Linked DNA regions of Mus musculus: region 1 is linked to region 2. The links are chromatin loops, found by intact Hi-C in ENCODE. Cell type or tissue: left cerebral cortex. All regions are shown on one strand. Links, peaks and the distances in the headings refer to the core of each region. The heading gives the core; the rest is flanking DNA.

Region 1 (8,343 bases), core at 267-8,266, 150 kb before region 2:
TTCTTAGAGGTGCTGTTACATTAGGAGGCTCAGTACTCAGCGTCCTTTCTCAATCATTTTCCTCCTGGACAAACACAAAGAAAACAAATGTTTGCTAAGAAAGATGCTTAGTCTTGAGCAAAACTTTCTAACACTGAAGAGCTGCAATGTTTTCATGATGTTTACAATCATGATGATATGACTTAGGACAAAATCCCATAGGGTTGTGGAGATGGCTATGAAATTAAAGGCATTCAATATGCTTGCAGAGGACCAGAGGTCAGTTCCTAGTCCCAGAATGGACAGCTTCAGCTGTAACTCCCTCTCTAGGGGATCTAATGTCTTTTTCTGGCTTTCAGAGGCTCCTGCAGTCATATGCACATATGTGCACATGCATATGTACATGTGTTATTGTTTATTCTTCTGTTATTCTTTAAATTTTATTGGGCATTCATTGGGTGACATATTGGCAGATAAGTGACCTTTTATATGAATGCATATGTTTCTGTGTGTGGTTGTATAGTTGCTAGTCACTTCCTTGTTTAATGTAATAATTTCATTCATTCTTTGAATTCTTCATACATGGGTGAAAGGCACTTTGCTTATATTCACACACACCCTTCCCCCTGACTCTTTCCAGGCATCCTAATCCCTCACCACCTTCCAATTTTGCATCCATTTTATAAATGTAACCAACTGAGTCCAATTTCTTCTATCCATGTACTCACGTTTGTATGGCATCCATTGGAGTGTCAACCACCCAGCAGCTGCACAGGTAAATAAAACTGCCTGAATTTCCCTCCATTGGAAACTACCAACTACCAATAGCTCCTGGGCTATGAACAAATGGTGGGGAACCTCTGCAATACTGGGATGTGGCCTGACTTGATTGTGTGTAGGCAGCCATAGATGCTAAGTCCTATCCTGTCACATCCAGAGACATTCAAGCCCTCCCAACCTTCAGCTCTTACAGTTTCCCTACCCCTCGTGTTCTTACTAATATTTAGTTTGTATTTCTCATGAGGTACATTGTTGAAATCATGGGTAACTTGAGTATCAATTTTTTTTCTCTTCATAGATCCCTTAAATAGCTTTCACATTAGGTCATATGACCAGTTCCCTGAGGTTTATGCTAAATATACCAAGCTGTCTTATTGCTTGGTGTTTATTCTCTGATGGATGGGAATGGCTAGGTAGAACCTGGTGAGCCAGGTTCCTTTGTGTGTGTCACATACTTGTTTAGAGAGGGCCCCATTTGTATCTCAGGCTAGGTTTGCACTCATAATCTTCATTCCTCAGCCTCCTGAGTGTGGGACATCAAAACAAATTAGACTTCACCACTGTTGGGATGATGACCTGGGATATAAAGCTGTATTTCGAGCCAAGTGTCCTGCTTAGTAAGGATGGACAATACCTTCTAGATCCATGAATGATTTGCCAGCAGTTACCCCATTAGAGCATAACATACCCAGCAATCACCAAAAACCCTGTAAGCTACACCTATGAATTATACTTTCACCCCCTGGTAGGATTTGTTTACAGTCATTGCTGTCAAAAACTGCCAAAATAAGTCACCTGAATATAGTTGTTAAGACAAGTCACCCATAAGAAGTAATTTGTTCCAAATTGCAAATGAGATACTTGAGATGGTGGATGGTGTCTGAGGCGTGAGAGCCTGAAATGAAAGATTGCCTGCAAGAGAAGGGAGGGGCATGAGCTGCATCTAAGGAGCAGCTTGAACATGCATGCTTGTCTTGAGTGTCAGCCACCAGCCAGGAGCAGAGATGAGGTGGAATTGTGAAGTATGTCGGGAAAGAGTGAGGCCTGGGGAGCCACAGTGCAAGGAAAACTCCTGTCGATAGAGCGTGGAAACAGATGAGAAGCTGTAAGAAATGATATTCAAGGCCCTCCCCTGGCTTCTGTGAGACTATTTAGAAGTGTCTCTTAGTTCATCTTAGTAACAAATAAAGGATCTCATGGACTGTGGGAAGCCACATGTGCCATTGCAGGGTGGCACTGGCTTCCACTGGCCACCACACATACATAGGCAGTAAAGATTTTTTTTGCCAAGATGAGGTTTTGAGAACTAACCAAAATTAACCAATCAGATGAGAGAGAAGTTAACCAATCAGATGTAGGCATGCAAATGAGGTGGTAAGCATAACCCAAGCACAACCAATCCGGGTGTGAGACACGCCTCTCCTAGGCCTATATAAGCAGCACCAGTTCTGGGTTTGGGGTCACTTCGCCTCTGCAATCAAGCTCTCCCAATAAACATGTGCAGAAGGATCCTGTTGCAGCGTCATTCTTGCTGGCCAGTCGGGTACGCGCAAGAATGGACTGCAGAATGAAAAAACAAAACAACCCCCCCCACACACACAAAACAAACCAAGAAACAATGAACAAATGAACTATACAACCAGTAACTATGATATCCTGAATTTCTACACTTGCAGTCCCTGTGAGTCCTGCTGAGGTTCAGTAGAGGCTTTGATCTGTGCCATTAGAAGCCCCTCCTCCAAACCCGACTGCTTGACATGTAGCATGTATTTGACAAGGAACCCAAGTCATTGAGATATTCACCAACAGTCACCATGAAGCTCTAACCACAGCCTCGGGGCCTGGTTCTTTTTATGCATGCTATGTCCATAGTCTACTGCTCACTCTCCTGATTTCTAGTCTCTCATTATCTAGAATGTTCTCCAGCCATGCCTGTGGTTTCTGTCACTATGTAACAGCTCTAAGAGCATAGAGCTTACAACTGTGTCTCTGAACCTTGTTCATAGCAGAGCCAGCACTGGTTTCTAGGTTATATCACATGTTCAATAAACATATTTAATCATAATTCTGAATGAAGGAGGGATTAGCATTCTGCTTACTTCTGTTTGGTTCGTGATCAGGAAATCTGGTTTTGAGATCACTAGTGTCATGCTCCAGATTTCTTGAATACATATTTAGTCTGTTTTTCTCCTCTAATGTACACAGCTTTGCACTTATCTACCAGCTTTATACAGTAAGGTGGTTCAAAGTCCCTATTCTGTTTCTGCCTCTACTAATGATATCCTTAAGGAAAAATTAAGTTTAGCTAACTAAAAAATTTAGTTAGCACTACCTATTGAATTCTTTCCTGACCTTCCCACACAGCAGACATTTCTCCCACAGAGCTAGCAGTCCTCACAGGAACTCTGTATAGCCTCTCACAAACATAGACAAACCACTGCTCTCATACCTACTTTAATTTTGTGAACTAGGTCTGTCATTACAGGACAGTGCTTGCTCCTGACAGTGGAGTCCATATTGTTTCTATTTCTGTCTCTTCCCTCTCGTTCACAAAGTTTCCCGCTGAATGCTCACCTGGCTGCCCAGCTCTCTATCACTTACAAGGTGGGAGTCAGGATTTAGAAAACAGGTACAGATGCAGCCACAGTGGGAAGCAGACACAGGAAAGGAGGGAAGGAGAGGCAGAGGTCCTCCAACCATGTTAGGGTAGTGTCACCAACAGAAAAACCACATGGGCTATGGCAGGGAGGATGACATGTAGGGGGTCAGGAAAGGGGACATTTTGGACAACAATGAAAAGAGGAATGACTGTACTGCACGTCTCCCTGATGGGCACAGTTCCCAGGTGCTTTACATATGCTTTGGAGGTTGAGATGCTAAGTAAAGAAATGGGTGTTGATGAAATCATTTACTAAGATAGGGATGTGGGAGGGAAAATCGTACAAGGCACAATTATGTAAAACAGCCCGAACATAGCTGCAGAGAAACTTCTGTTGCCATTGCTTTTTCTGCCCCACCCTGGTGAGGAGATCTCTGTCATCCTGTTCTCTCTACTTCTCTCTCCCTACGCCTCTGTCTTCCTTTGCCTATACCTCCCTCATGTTGAGTCTCTGCATGGTTCATATAGACTGTTCTGTGATGGAGTCTATTGCCAGCAATGCATATGGATTAGCTGTATTATGGGAAGGCTGGGTAATTAGCTGTGTCCATCTTCCAGACACTGCGAGACTCAACCCTGACAGAAGACTTCAGGAACAGCTTGCGTTGTGTTCACAATGGTGGCTCTTATGAAAAACGTGATCAGTGCAAACTGAGAAGCACTCCGAATGTGTGCATGAGTCTTTTAAAGATGTACAAAGTCTTATGAAGAGACAGAATTGTTTAAGCGGAACGAAAGGTGGGAGAGATTTAAAGTCAGTCAGATGCTTGCTTAGTAGAGGCATTTCCTCTCCCTGACAACACATTCCTGAACGAATGTCCTTTTAATAATTATAATCCTCCGACAACAAAACATGCTTTCTTAATTGACTTTAGATAATGAGGGAATCACATGCTTATATGTGCCTGGTCTACATTTCAAATCTTTGCAAACTTACAAATGATTTTCCTCAGCTTGCAGCATTGCTTTATTTTCTTCTTTGAAAGACTCCTGTAGCCAGGAATAGTGGCACAAATTTGTCACCCCGAGGACACAGAAATGACCATGTGCTTAATTTAAGGTCATCTTCAGCTACATAGTTTTTGTTGAAGGCTAGCCTTGGCTACATGAGGCATTGTCTCAAGTACAGGAATGAAAATAAAAGAGAAAAACCTGGAAAATTCAATGTGCTTCAGACTAGGCTTCTAGGATTCTTATTTCAGTAAACAATATAAGCTACTCCATGAACACAATCCACTGACTAGCAGCCTTGCTCAGCTCAGGGTCAGGAGGGATTTGGAGTATGTGCACAGGTGCAAGCTTACTAGCTAAATTAGAAAACGAAAGGGGTAAAGTGGAAGGAACTCCCAACCAACACTGTCCAGGGATCGGCTTCCACGTTCCACCTTTCTCTGTCAATGAGAACATCAGAGACCCTTCAATGAGTTCATCAGAATGCCATTCATAACGTACTTCTGAAGTGAGACTGATAAAGAATGAGCTTCTTCAAAGTCAAGGAACAAATGTGACCTGTTATGTTTAGAACGGCAACAGTGCGTGTGGGTAGAAGAACCCAGCCTAGAAGAAGCTGGAATGTCAGATATCATAAATGGTCAGCACTTACGTGATTACAATGCTATGAATAGAACTATCTGCAGGCCTGAACATGTTATGTGTGTGATTTAGTGGGCATAATTGCATATGCATATTGCACGCAGTGTGATAATACAGTACGTAAATACAATGTAAGGGCAGTGATCAGAATAAGGTAATTAACATGTCAATCATCAAACGTTCTCTTATCATTCTTTGGATGATAGGATACAAAATGGGGCTTATTAGCTATTTTGAAATACACAAGGAATTATAATCAGACTTATTTACACCACTTTCCTATTACATCTCAGCTGGTTTTCTTTTTGGCCCGGTGTACACATTAGCAGTTAACTATCCTCCTCTCCTATGGCCTCCTGGCTTCCAGATCTGACCATTCTCTCACCTTTTATGAAATCAACACTTCTATGTTACAGATGCATTAGAGCATGGTTCGTTTGTATTTTTGCATCTGGTGTATTTAACCAAACATGACATAAGGCCAGTTTTATCCATTTTACTGCAGACAATAGGACCCTTTCTCAGAGCTGAATAATATCTCATTATATAGATATATCACATTTTCTATATGCATTCTTTCAAGGACAGAAACTGTGGCAGCTGATAATAGTGCTTCTGTAAATGTGGGTATATGCACGTCCTCCAACGTATTGACATTCTTTGTTTTGCATACCTTCCCAGCAGTGATCTTATAGCATTTCATCATAGTGCTGTTATAGCATTCCATGGTAGTTCTGCCTCTAATTTTAGGGGTGACATTCACATAGCTTTCTCTCATGGCACAGTGATTTGTATTCCAAGCAGAGTATAGCACGGGTCCCCTTTCACTCTTGGTGTTTGCTGAATCTAGTCACTGCTCATATCCATTCTTACTATGATAGTGTGAGCACCAATGTGTTTTGTGTCAACTGACACGTCCTTGATGGTTAGTAATCCGCCACTTCCCAATCAGTTCTCTTTGAAAACTAGTCCTTCCTTTGGAGATATCTTCTTAGAAGTCTGAGTGCCTTAAAAATGGCTGATATTCCTAAGAAGTACTTATTCTTCTGATAATTAGTTAATGGGAAATATTTCTAAAGTGGCTTTTCTCACCTAGATAAGGGGATGCAGAGTGACTGAAAGCAGAAGAGAACCCTGATAGGGTATCTTTGATGCATTCTTGTTTGGCCCTTGAAAGAGAACAATCCTTGTGTCTGTTGATTTGATGGTTAATATTATATATAACTATGCCTGAAAAGCTATATCTACCATCCAGTGCCAAGCCTTTCCTCTGGGCACTTTAATAAAAATAAAAAGGAATATGTGACTAAAAATTGACAAGGAGTCACATCCTCAATGTCACGGCTGACTGTGAAGTGTCTTCTTGCCAGAGACAATAGTATTTGGTAGGTGTTGAGGGCTTTAGAAAATGTGAACCATCTGGATGGAGATTAATGGACTATACTCTAGAAAGGCAGACACTGGCTCAGGCCCCTGCTTAGTCCACTTGCTGCTGCCTACCTGCCATAATGTCAAGCTACCTTGCTCCATGACAATTGCCTCCCATGATACAATGTTCTACCTCGGTCCCAGAAATGACAGAGCCAAGGGATCATGATTTTGAAACCCTTGACAATCTAGGTCAAGCTATGTCTTTCTGCTTTTGAATTGTTTTACAGGTACTATGTGACTGAGATACAAGCATGGCACATGTTGAGGTGACAGGATGGCAGAGAATGGCAGGTGCAGACAGAGTGCATAGGGAGGGTGAGAGTCCCTAGCATGATTCACCTAAGGAGTGTGGGGTGTTAGGTATCCTCCCAGAACAGAGCTATGTGTCTAGTTTGTAATTTTATAGTCTTCCCCCTACAGGGACTTTTTCATAGTATATTGTTTTCCTGTTCTAGTTTTCTTTGTAATATCAGCAGAGAATTGTTTTCATGTCCATGACTGAGGAATTGAGGAATAAACTGATTATTGTTAGCTTATATTTTTTATCTTTACATTGGAATCTTAGAAACATAGGATTATTTTTCCTGTGATTTACATGACTTCCTTTAATTTCTTGACTCATGAAATCACATATAACCTCTAAACCAGATTTCTGAATCTTAAAATGGAAGACTCGGTTTTGATGCCCTTTACAATAAGAGCATTTTCTCACACAAGAGATCACGGGAGATAGTAAAAGCCAGACGTCCTGATACAGTAATCCTGCCTCCTTCAAGTGAGCTTAGACAAGTCTGAGGCATCATGGGAGAATGGATGATTTTCTGTTGGCAGAGTCTTGACTTTCAGTTGTTATCCTGTTTACTTGTCTCAGAGCAAAGGATTTGGATCCGCACCTCTCCAAGGCAAGTTTGGATTTTAGATTTACAGGTTGCACCTCCTGTCTCTATGTACTGTATTCCTATTCATCCCTCTAGGTCCAGATCAAACACTGTCAATGTGGGATTCCTTTTTCAAGTCATTCAAGGAGGTCACAAGGTTCTTTTCTTTCCTCTATGTGTGTATTCCTATGTTATATGTGTATATGCATATGTGTACTTACTCATGCATGTCTGCACAGGCAGGACATGAAGTTGACGTTCTATTTATTCCTTCATCCCTATCCACATTGTATGTGAGCCAGAGTCTTTTACAAAACTCAACTTCCTGGTCAGTGAACTGCAGATATTTGCCTATGTCTTCCCCCACTAGTGTAACAGTTTCTTCATGTAGGTTAATACACAGCCACTGTGCTGGTAAGATTCATGCCAACTTGACACAAGCTCCTTAGGAAGAGGAAACCTCATTTGAGAAAATGCCCCTACCAAATTGGCCTTGTGTGTGAGCAAGCCCCTGTTGCATTTTCTTGATTGATGATTGATGGAAGAGATAACAGCTAACTGTATACAATGCCAACCCTGGAAAGGGGGTCCTGGGTACTATAAGAAAACAGGATTGCTTAGTCCTGCAGTGACTTGAGGTGGCAAGATGGGCTGGTTCCTTCTCAGAGGTTAAAAAGAGGGGGGGTAGGAGAGGACCAGTGTGAGATGGAGGTACTGGGAGGACCGTGGGAGGCTGTGGTAAAATGAACAGATAAACAAATTAATGGAGAAAAATTCAAACTGAAAAGAAGAAAGAAACCAGAGTGAGCAAGCCTTGAGGAAAAAAAAAAAAAAGCCAGTAAACAGTTCTCCTCCATGGCTTCTGCTTCAATTACTACCTCCAAATTCCTTCTTGAGTTCCTGCCCTGACTTCAGTTAGTGATGGACTCTATCAGATTAAATAAGCCTTTTCCTCCCCAAGTTTCTGTTGGTCAGGATGTTTTTATCCCAGTAATAGAAACCCAAAAAAGGACAGCTCTTTGT
Region 2 (8,343 bases), core at 189-8,188:
CCATGTTGCTTAGAGTCATGTTGTTTTATCACAGCAATGATAACCCTAAGGTTACATGGAATGGTGCCACCCATATTCAGTGAGGGTCTTCCTTTCTCAGTTAAGCCCCTCTAGAAATACCCTCACAGCCAATCATCTGGGTGATGCTAAATCAGTCAAGGGGACAACAAAGATTAACTATCTCAGGGAATGAATATTTAACATTAATGTGTTTCAGAGTATCCCCATTTCCTATCTTAGTGACATGATTGATCTTAGCCTTGAGTAGTATGAGTAGACATGTAGACCCATCAGGCAAGTAGTAACATGCCCGTCTCAATGATGCTATGGGAGACTTAGTTTGTAAGCTACTACAAGAGTGTAACATAGCTTCAAAGTTCTGGAGAGAGTATATATGGGCAATTCGGTGCCCCAACACCTTGACTTAAACCCCAGGTGATCCAACTGTGTTCAGACAGCTGTACATATGTCCTTTAATTTTAAGGATATAGTATCTGGTATCTGTTAGCACCTGAGAGCCTTTTGTAATAGCCATGGCTTGTCCTCTTCACAGACTTACCTCTCCATTTGAACACTACCCACATAAAACAGAATGTAAGGCCAGGAAAATGGGCAAATTTAAGATTTAATAAGAATAAAGGTAGGCGTGTATGTCTTATTTGAACTCCTTGACACTGAAAAAACTATAATGGGAAATTCTGAATTTGCCTAGGTGTTTTATTTCTATGGTCTCCGTATCTGATGTCTAGATAGAGGCTGGACCACTCAGAATGCCATGAGGAAATTGGTGGCTTGAGAGTAGCTCAGAAGTTCCACCACTGCCCCGTTTCATCCAGGAGCAGATAGCCCCAAAATACGTTCCTAGGGATAAAATGAGGTCAGTAGAGATGCCCTAAACCAAGCTCACTCTGTTGACTGACTCCATGACCTTGGGCAGCTCTTTGCCTTGGTTTCTTTCAGGCAGTACTTTGAAGGAGCAAAACCATTGAAAGCTGCATTAAACTGCATTCATATGACATTCTCAGCCATCAACCTGGAGTGCAAAGTGAGCCTGAGTATTTACTCCCACTCCCTAACAGATCCCACAGTAACAGGACCTTGCAGCTTGCAAGGCCCACAGACTGAATTTCAGGTTCCAGCGACAGCCATATCCTTTGCTTGTAGATTTTCATGAGGATAAAAAAATACAGTCATGAATGCCCAGCTTTTCACATTTTGCTCCCTGTGATCTTGTAGTTTTTCTTGAAAAGGCAAAAGTAAAGTCAGCTTTGAGATGTCACTGATTTCTCTGGAAATAAGCATATACACAGAAACATGAGCTCCATTCCAGTATGAGGAGAGATTCTAGAAGTTTCCAGGTAGGAAGTACAATTAAGACTTCTAATGAGTTTGTGAGTGAAATTAAAGTTCATGAATTATATACATTCCCTCTCCATAGATTCCATTATGAATTCATCTAATCCTCATTCCTATGGAGAAGAAAGGAACTTCCTTCCCCGCATTAGTAAGCCTTAGGCATCATCTTTGTCTTAATCAAGGTCCTGCTTTTGAAGTGAAATTTAGCCATCCAGTGTGAATGACAACTCCAATGTCTCAGCACTACCTCTATGGGAATCTGTATTCTTGGCCTTTAAAAGAATCCAGTAACTGATATCTCCAACTCCAGTAGCTCCTGGAATAAAATAAAGTGGGCATTATGTCACTGATGGACCATACCTAGCCAGGAAGCAACAGTGCCAGAAGCCAAAGACTGATGCTAAGAAACATTTCATGCTACACAGGTGCTGGGATAGAAGACTTTTGTGTGACTTGCGGGGTTTGCAAATTGCCTTCCAGGGTTCTTTGGTTTTAATTCTTTCCCTAGTCCTGTGAGATGGAAGCAGTTGTATGCTATCTCACAGAACAGAGCTCGATGTAGAATCACCAAGTAAGGGGCTCACAGCCGTGAAGCCAGCACTGACAGCCCCAGGACCTGCTTCCAGAAACACTGGTTCTGGGGTTCATACTCTCCCCCAACAACAACACAGAACCTTTGAGAAGGGCCTTTCAGTCTTCTATCTTATCTACCTGTTCAAAGAAATATGAATTCAGTAAGTATGCTTGCAAGCAAATACATTCCAGCTTCATTTTCCTCCTTCATGTCTCATCTGAAGCCATTTGTGGACCACAGTGGCTTTGAATTAAGGCAGAGAAGAAGTGCTATTTGTGGGACACCAAATTGTCTCATAGTCACAAGAGCCACTGTCCCTAGGAACAGACAGCTCTCACCAAACAAGAATAACACACAAGTAAAACACAGGGCTGGAAAATCGAGCTGGGATTTGCAGGAGAACTAGACTATAAATTCGGGGGCAGCCTTAACAGCCTGCTGATTTCATTTATAGAACCAAGCAAAGCTAATCACATATGTGAACTTAATGTACTTTGCAACCTTATGAGGAATATCATTTGCCTATAGATTTTGGGGCTTGGGGACTTACCTCTTCAATTCACTGGAGCTAGACCAGAGGACCTCCTTTCCATGGGAGCTGGTAAAGGTGACTCAGCCCTCACGTGTAATTATAGTGCAGCAGCAGGCCTGCTTAAGGAACTGTACAGAACTTATTTCCATCAGCTCAGTTGGATCACCTTACAGGCAGGAAGGAACCACAAATAGATGGTGTTCCTGGTTAAAATAGCCCAGGACGCATGTTCCTATCTGAAATTACCAGGGTGTAGTGGGAAGCAGCAAGATGCTGTGCTCCACAGATCAGCACTGACACACCCCTCTCCAGAACCTTAATGAGACCAGCAGTAGCTAAGGCCTGGCTGTAGTACTGGGTAAGGAAAGTTCATTGCAATCATAGGTTACTAACCTGGGGATAGATTGGCACCCCTTCTCAGTGTTGCCTAAGACCATTAGAAAACACAGATACTTACAACTCATCACAATAGCAAAATTACAATTATGAAATAGCAACTAAGTAATCTTAGGTTTGGGTTTACCACAACATGAGGATCTGTATTAAATGGTCAGGGCATTAGGAGGGGTGTGAACCACTTATCTTGAGATTAGAGCAGCCAGAATTGGTTCATAAACTGGTATTTCCCAGTGGCTTGAGCTCCTCATCAGCACCACTAAAGAGAAGAGCCCTGTCCTAGAGATCCCTGTCCAGGAATTTGTCTCAATCTCCATCTTCGTGCAGAACTCACTTCCCCTACATCGCCCAGTCATCCAGAATTAGTAATTACATCTGGATAATTCCACTGATAAAGTTGGCTCAAGAATTACAGCAAAAAAAAAAAAAAAAAAAAATCTACCCCCGTCATTGGTTTGAGGTTTCATTTCAAATGGGTTTCACACACAGAATATAAAGGAAAAGGAAGCACGTGGCTTCAAAGTGTAACGTGATTATTTAAATAGGAACGGACTGCCATTTAATGGTGCAGCTTGTCAGCTGTGTAATGGAACTAGATTGGATACAAGCATGCTGAATTTTAACACAGCCATTTCTCGTCGGCATGGAAATATAAATGAAATGCAATCTATGGGGATAAAAAGAAAGTTCTCAGAACCCGTCATTTGTAAGACTGTATCTACACAACAGCAATAGTAACACCAGATATATCCCTCATACCAGCATCACTCAACGTACTTATGTAAGGGTTACATTGCAAGTGCAACAGGTCTAATTATAGGCATAAGAGACTGTGGTCTAATGAGGTGCAAAACCTTTGCCCAGGGTCTTATAATTAATTAAGTTAAAGAAGTTAAAGTCGAGCTCTGGAGACATGGAGACATAAAAATGTAGAGGTGTGTGTGTGTGTGTGTGTGTGTGTGTGTGTGTGTGTGTGTGTACAGAATTGTATGAGTGGATGTGTCTGGGTGCAAATGCATGCATGTGCATATTTATGTGGAAGGTAGAGGTTAACATAAGGTCTCCTTCCTCAGAAATCATCTGCCTTGCTTTATGTGGCAGGGTCTCTCTCTGCCCTGGGGTTTGCCACATATGCTAGACTGGCTGACTACTGAACCCTAGGCATCTGCCAGTCTCTGTGTTCTCAGAGCCATAAAAGCATATTGTCCCCAGTTTTATTTTCTAGTCTTCCTCCTGCCTTGCAGTATGTGAAACACGGTGGGCTCAGCATTGTCCTGGACAGGCTGTTTTCTTGTGTGCCTGTCCTGCATGTCTCTGAAAGCCCTGCCCATCCACACCCACCCTTACAGGCCACTTGTTCTACATTCAAATGCCCTCTCCTGCCTGCAGACTGACTTGTGCTTTGCTTAGCTCACTTAGTCCTTTTTGGCTTCTGCATACAGGAAGTGCTCTTACCCAGAGCCTAACATGTCCTTGACAGCAAACTAGACCAAAGCTGCACATGAGAAAAACCCCACATTAAGAGGTGGTGACACAGAAGTTCCCCTCTGACTGCCTGGCTATCATAAAGACCTTGGTCATGCTGAGCAGTGATGTGTCTAGATTCCAGGATTTCCTGGAAGAGAGATTTGTTTTAACAGAAAAAAGATCAGAGCAGAATGGCCATTAGATTTTCTGCAGGGCTTGAGTTTTGCTTGGTGAATAGGTACTGTCATGTTTTGGTTTATTTCCCAGGATTTTAATATACTTAAACTGTTATTCGTCGCGTTCTCACGACCGGCCAGGAAGAACACAACAACCAGAATCTTCTACGGCAAAGCTTTATTGCTTACATCTTTTTGGGGCCAGAGTGTAAGAAGCAAGAGAGAGAGAAAAACGAAACCCCTTCTATTTAAAAGAGAACAACAATTGCCTAGGACGCATCACTCCCTGATTGGCTGCAGCCCATGGCCGAGCTGACGTTCACGGGAAAAACAGAGTACAAGTAGTCGTAAATACCCTTGGCTCATGCGCAAATTATTTGTTTACCAACTTAGAACACAGGATGTCAGCGCCATCTTGTGACGGCGAATGTGGGGGCGGCTTCCCACAGTTCCCCCTTTTTCTTTTAATAAGAGCAAATAGGCCACCCATATTAATGAGAGTGGAGATAGAGGTCAAATCCCCAGTGTGTAGGTAAAGGAGCCATGTACAGGATTAGCTCTTAGGCTTACAGGCTTTTACCCAGAGCAACCCTGACCTGCTCCCGTGTCGTTTTGCCTGGGGGAAGGGAACTAGGACACTGAACCTTCATGAAAGATGACATGTCTCCCTAGAATAGGCTCATATATGCCGCAGAGCCTTTCCATTGCAGTGCTTAGCCTTGCAACTCTCTCGGGCTGCTGAAGCACACTCACTCTATCTCGTGCAATGAGACTAGCCTCGTGAGATATAAGAGCTGAGTGGCCAGCGACCTATTGCCTAAGCATAGATATATCAGGGGAAGCTCCATGTTCTAGTCCTGCAAGCGCCTGGGCAATAACCACCTTGTCTCTCTTAGTTTGGGCCTTAAGCTTACAGACCAATCAAAGAAGCAACACTAATCCACAGCAAAGTGTATCTCCAAATAATATTAATCCCACCCAATTTTTTAAAGAAAGAAAATGCTGAGGAGATCCAATTGGGTAATCCTTTGGTCAGCGACAGGTCCAAGCGCGTGGAGTTGACCTGAAGTCTCAATTCTCGAAGGATCTGTTCAAATTCAGCCATCCAATTCTGTAACATATACTGAAAAAGACTTTTTGACAAATTAGCTGTCCTAGTAAATTTAACATACTGAATGGAAATAACACACAATCCCGGAAACTTTTGTTCACATCCCTGCTGAGTTATTTGTCATAATACATCTAGTTGTTTCTGGACAAGATCTATGAGTTGATTAACCAGCATGAGACCTCTCTGTATCTTGACATTAGCTGAGGCCTGTTCATCTATGACTGTAGTCACTGAGGCTGACAAAGTGTTAATGGTGTCAGTCATCTGGACCTGTCCAGACAGAACCAAGGCTGTCTGAATTAAGGCCAAACCCAGTTCCCAGTTAGTGGTAAAAAAGCAGGAGAATACTTGAGCATTATACATCACCGTCATTGGGAGTGGAAATGTCGACATTATCCCCCAACGCTGCTCTCTCTTTATTATTGACGCCCTGGACATCACCAAGACGAGGGACATTAGTATTCCCTTGGTCAGTCTGGATTTTTCGGGTGAGTCTTTCCGGTACCCAAAATGGGTTGTCTTCATTCTGTGGGAAAACACAGATAGCTCCCCTGGATCTTATCAAGATAGGATCCGGGCCATACCATTTATTATCAAGGACATTTTTCCATTTAACCATCTCATTGGGCCTATCTGGCTCTGAACAATGACGTTCAGCCGCAGTATGGCCATGAGCATCAATATTTAAAAAATTGAGTGTAAAGAGTGCCAAAGACACCGACACTCTTGGTGCTCGGGGTACAGTCTCCTCAAAAGTTCCCCTCTTCTGTTTTATAAGATAGGCTTTGAGGGTGCGATGCGCACGCTCAACAATACCCTGTCCTTGAGGGTTGTACGGAAGTCCAGTCAGGTGGGTTACGTCCATCTGACGGCAGAACTGCTGAAATTTTTGAGACGTGTAAGCTGGTCCATTATCAGTCTTAAGGAGTCTGGGTTTCCCCCAAGCACTCCATGCCTCAAGACAATGTTGAATCACATGTGAGGCTTTTTCTCCGGTTAACGGAGAAGCAAACATGATGCCAGAACATGTGTCAATAGACACATGGAGATATTGAAGTTTTCCAAAGGAAGAAACATGTGTAACATCCATTTGCCAGACCTGTAGAGGTCGAATACCGCGTGGGTTAATTCCCACATGAGGAACTGGCAAGAACTCACAGCAGCTTTGACATTGAGTAACAATGTCACGGGCTTCTTTTCTTGTCAAGGAGAAACGACTGCGTAATGTTTCAGCCGTCACATGAAAATTATTATGAAAATTTCTTGCAGCCTCTACCGGGGATGATAGGGCAGCAGCCACCACTTTAGTGGCCTTATCTGCCAAATCATTTCCCAGAGCCATGGGGCCAGGTAGGCCTGAATGGGCTCTAACATGAGTAATATAAACAGGAGATCTTCTAGATAACAAAACTAATTGTATCTGCTGAAAAATATTGGCAACTCTACTGGAAGGCTTAATCACTCCAGCCACTTCTAAAAGATTTACTGCATTTACCACATAACAGGAATCTGACACAATATTAAGGGGTTCTAAAAAGGTTTTTAAAACTTCTAAGACCACTAAACATTCTACCACTTGAGGTGAATTTTCATTATATTGTTTGGATACCACTTTACCATTAGCCACATAGGCACCTATGCCAGTTTTTGATCCATCAGTATATACCACAATCCCATTTTTAAGTGGGTTTCTTACTGTTATTTGTGGAAACACAACAGATTGATTTTGGGCAAACTGTAAGATTGGATGTTTTGGATAATGGTTATCTATTTTTCCTGAAAAGGAGGTAACTAAAACTGCCCAATCATTAGATGTGGCTGCCAAGGTTTGAACCTGTGCAGCGGTATAAGGTACAATTAAAAGATATGGACTTTGCCCAAAGTGGGTGATTGCTGCTTTTAGGCCTTTAAGGGCAAGCTGTGCAATTGCATCAGGATACCAATCTATTATTTTAGCTGGGGATACGTTTGGATGGATCCACAACAATGGCCCATTCTGCCACAAAACTGCAGTTGGCAATTGTGCTGTCTTAAAGACACACAAACTGAAAGGCTGCGAATCCTCAATACGTTGTAATTGTGCATTCTGTAAGGCCTTTTCTACCTTTTGTAAGGCCTGGTTAGCAGCTAGAGTAAGAGTCCTAGGGGAGGAGATATGAGGATCTCCTTCTAAAATACTAAACAAAGGCCTTAACTCAGCGGAAGGAATCTTTAAAAAAGGTCTGAGCCAATTAATATCTCCCAACAGCTTTTGAAAATCATTTAAGGTATGGAGGTGATCTCTTCTTATCTCTACCTTTTGGGGCACAATCTTATCTGGGGACACCACAGAGCCCAAGAATTGTCCTGTATCAGAAATTTGGACCTTTTCTGTGGCTATCTGTAGACCCCACTGACTTAAAGTTTTAAGTAGAAAAGGATATGCCTTTTGTAGCATGGTAAGGTCTTTATGGCACAGGAGGATGTCATCCATGTAAAGGAGCAAAATTAAAGAGGGGAATTGTTTCCTCACTGGCAAAAGAGCTTCTTGTACATAAAGTTGACACATAGTAGGACTATTGGACATTCCCTGTGGTAAGACCTTCCATTGATACCTCTTATCAGGTTCCATGTGATTAATAGAGGGGATGGTAAAGGCAAATCTGGGCCTATCCCTTGGACACAAAGGTATAGAAAAGAAACAATCTTTAATATCTATAATGATTAAATTCCAGCCACGTGGTAAGGCGGA

Evidence for each region. A loop is a pair of places that touch in the nucleus more often than their neighbours do. Peaks named below come from ENCODE experiments on the same cell type or tissue, not always from the same donor. Only the 100,000 strongest peaks of a DNase experiment are listed, where the experiment ranks them.
Region 1: a loop joins it to region 2, with 3 times the contacts of the local background. A loop is called at or near these places in 2 of 42 quality-filtered maps.

The regions. Positions count from the first base shown.
Region 1 is chr8:17,049,261-17,057,603 of GRCm38, reverse strand. All of the region lies in intron 2 of Csmd1 (CUB and Sushi multiple domains 1), which reads left to right. Among named protein-coding and RNA genes, the nearest start is that of Gm39136, 230 kb to the left of the region's middle. In left cerebral cortex, for the core only: no CTCF peak of the experiment used is centred there; DNase peaks (open chromatin) are centred at 1,741 and 3,703; H3K27ac peaks cover 6,003 bases.
Region 2 is chr8:16,899,734-16,908,076 of GRCm38, reverse strand. The region is part of intron 3 of Csmd1 (CUB and Sushi multiple domains 1); the gene reads left to right. Among named protein-coding and RNA genes, the nearest start is that of Gm39136, 380 kb to the left of the region's middle. In left cerebral cortex, for the core only: no CTCF peak of the experiment used is centred there; DNase peaks (open chromatin) are centred at 2,621, 3,559, 4,043, 4,244 and 3 more places; H3K27ac peaks cover 3,746 bases.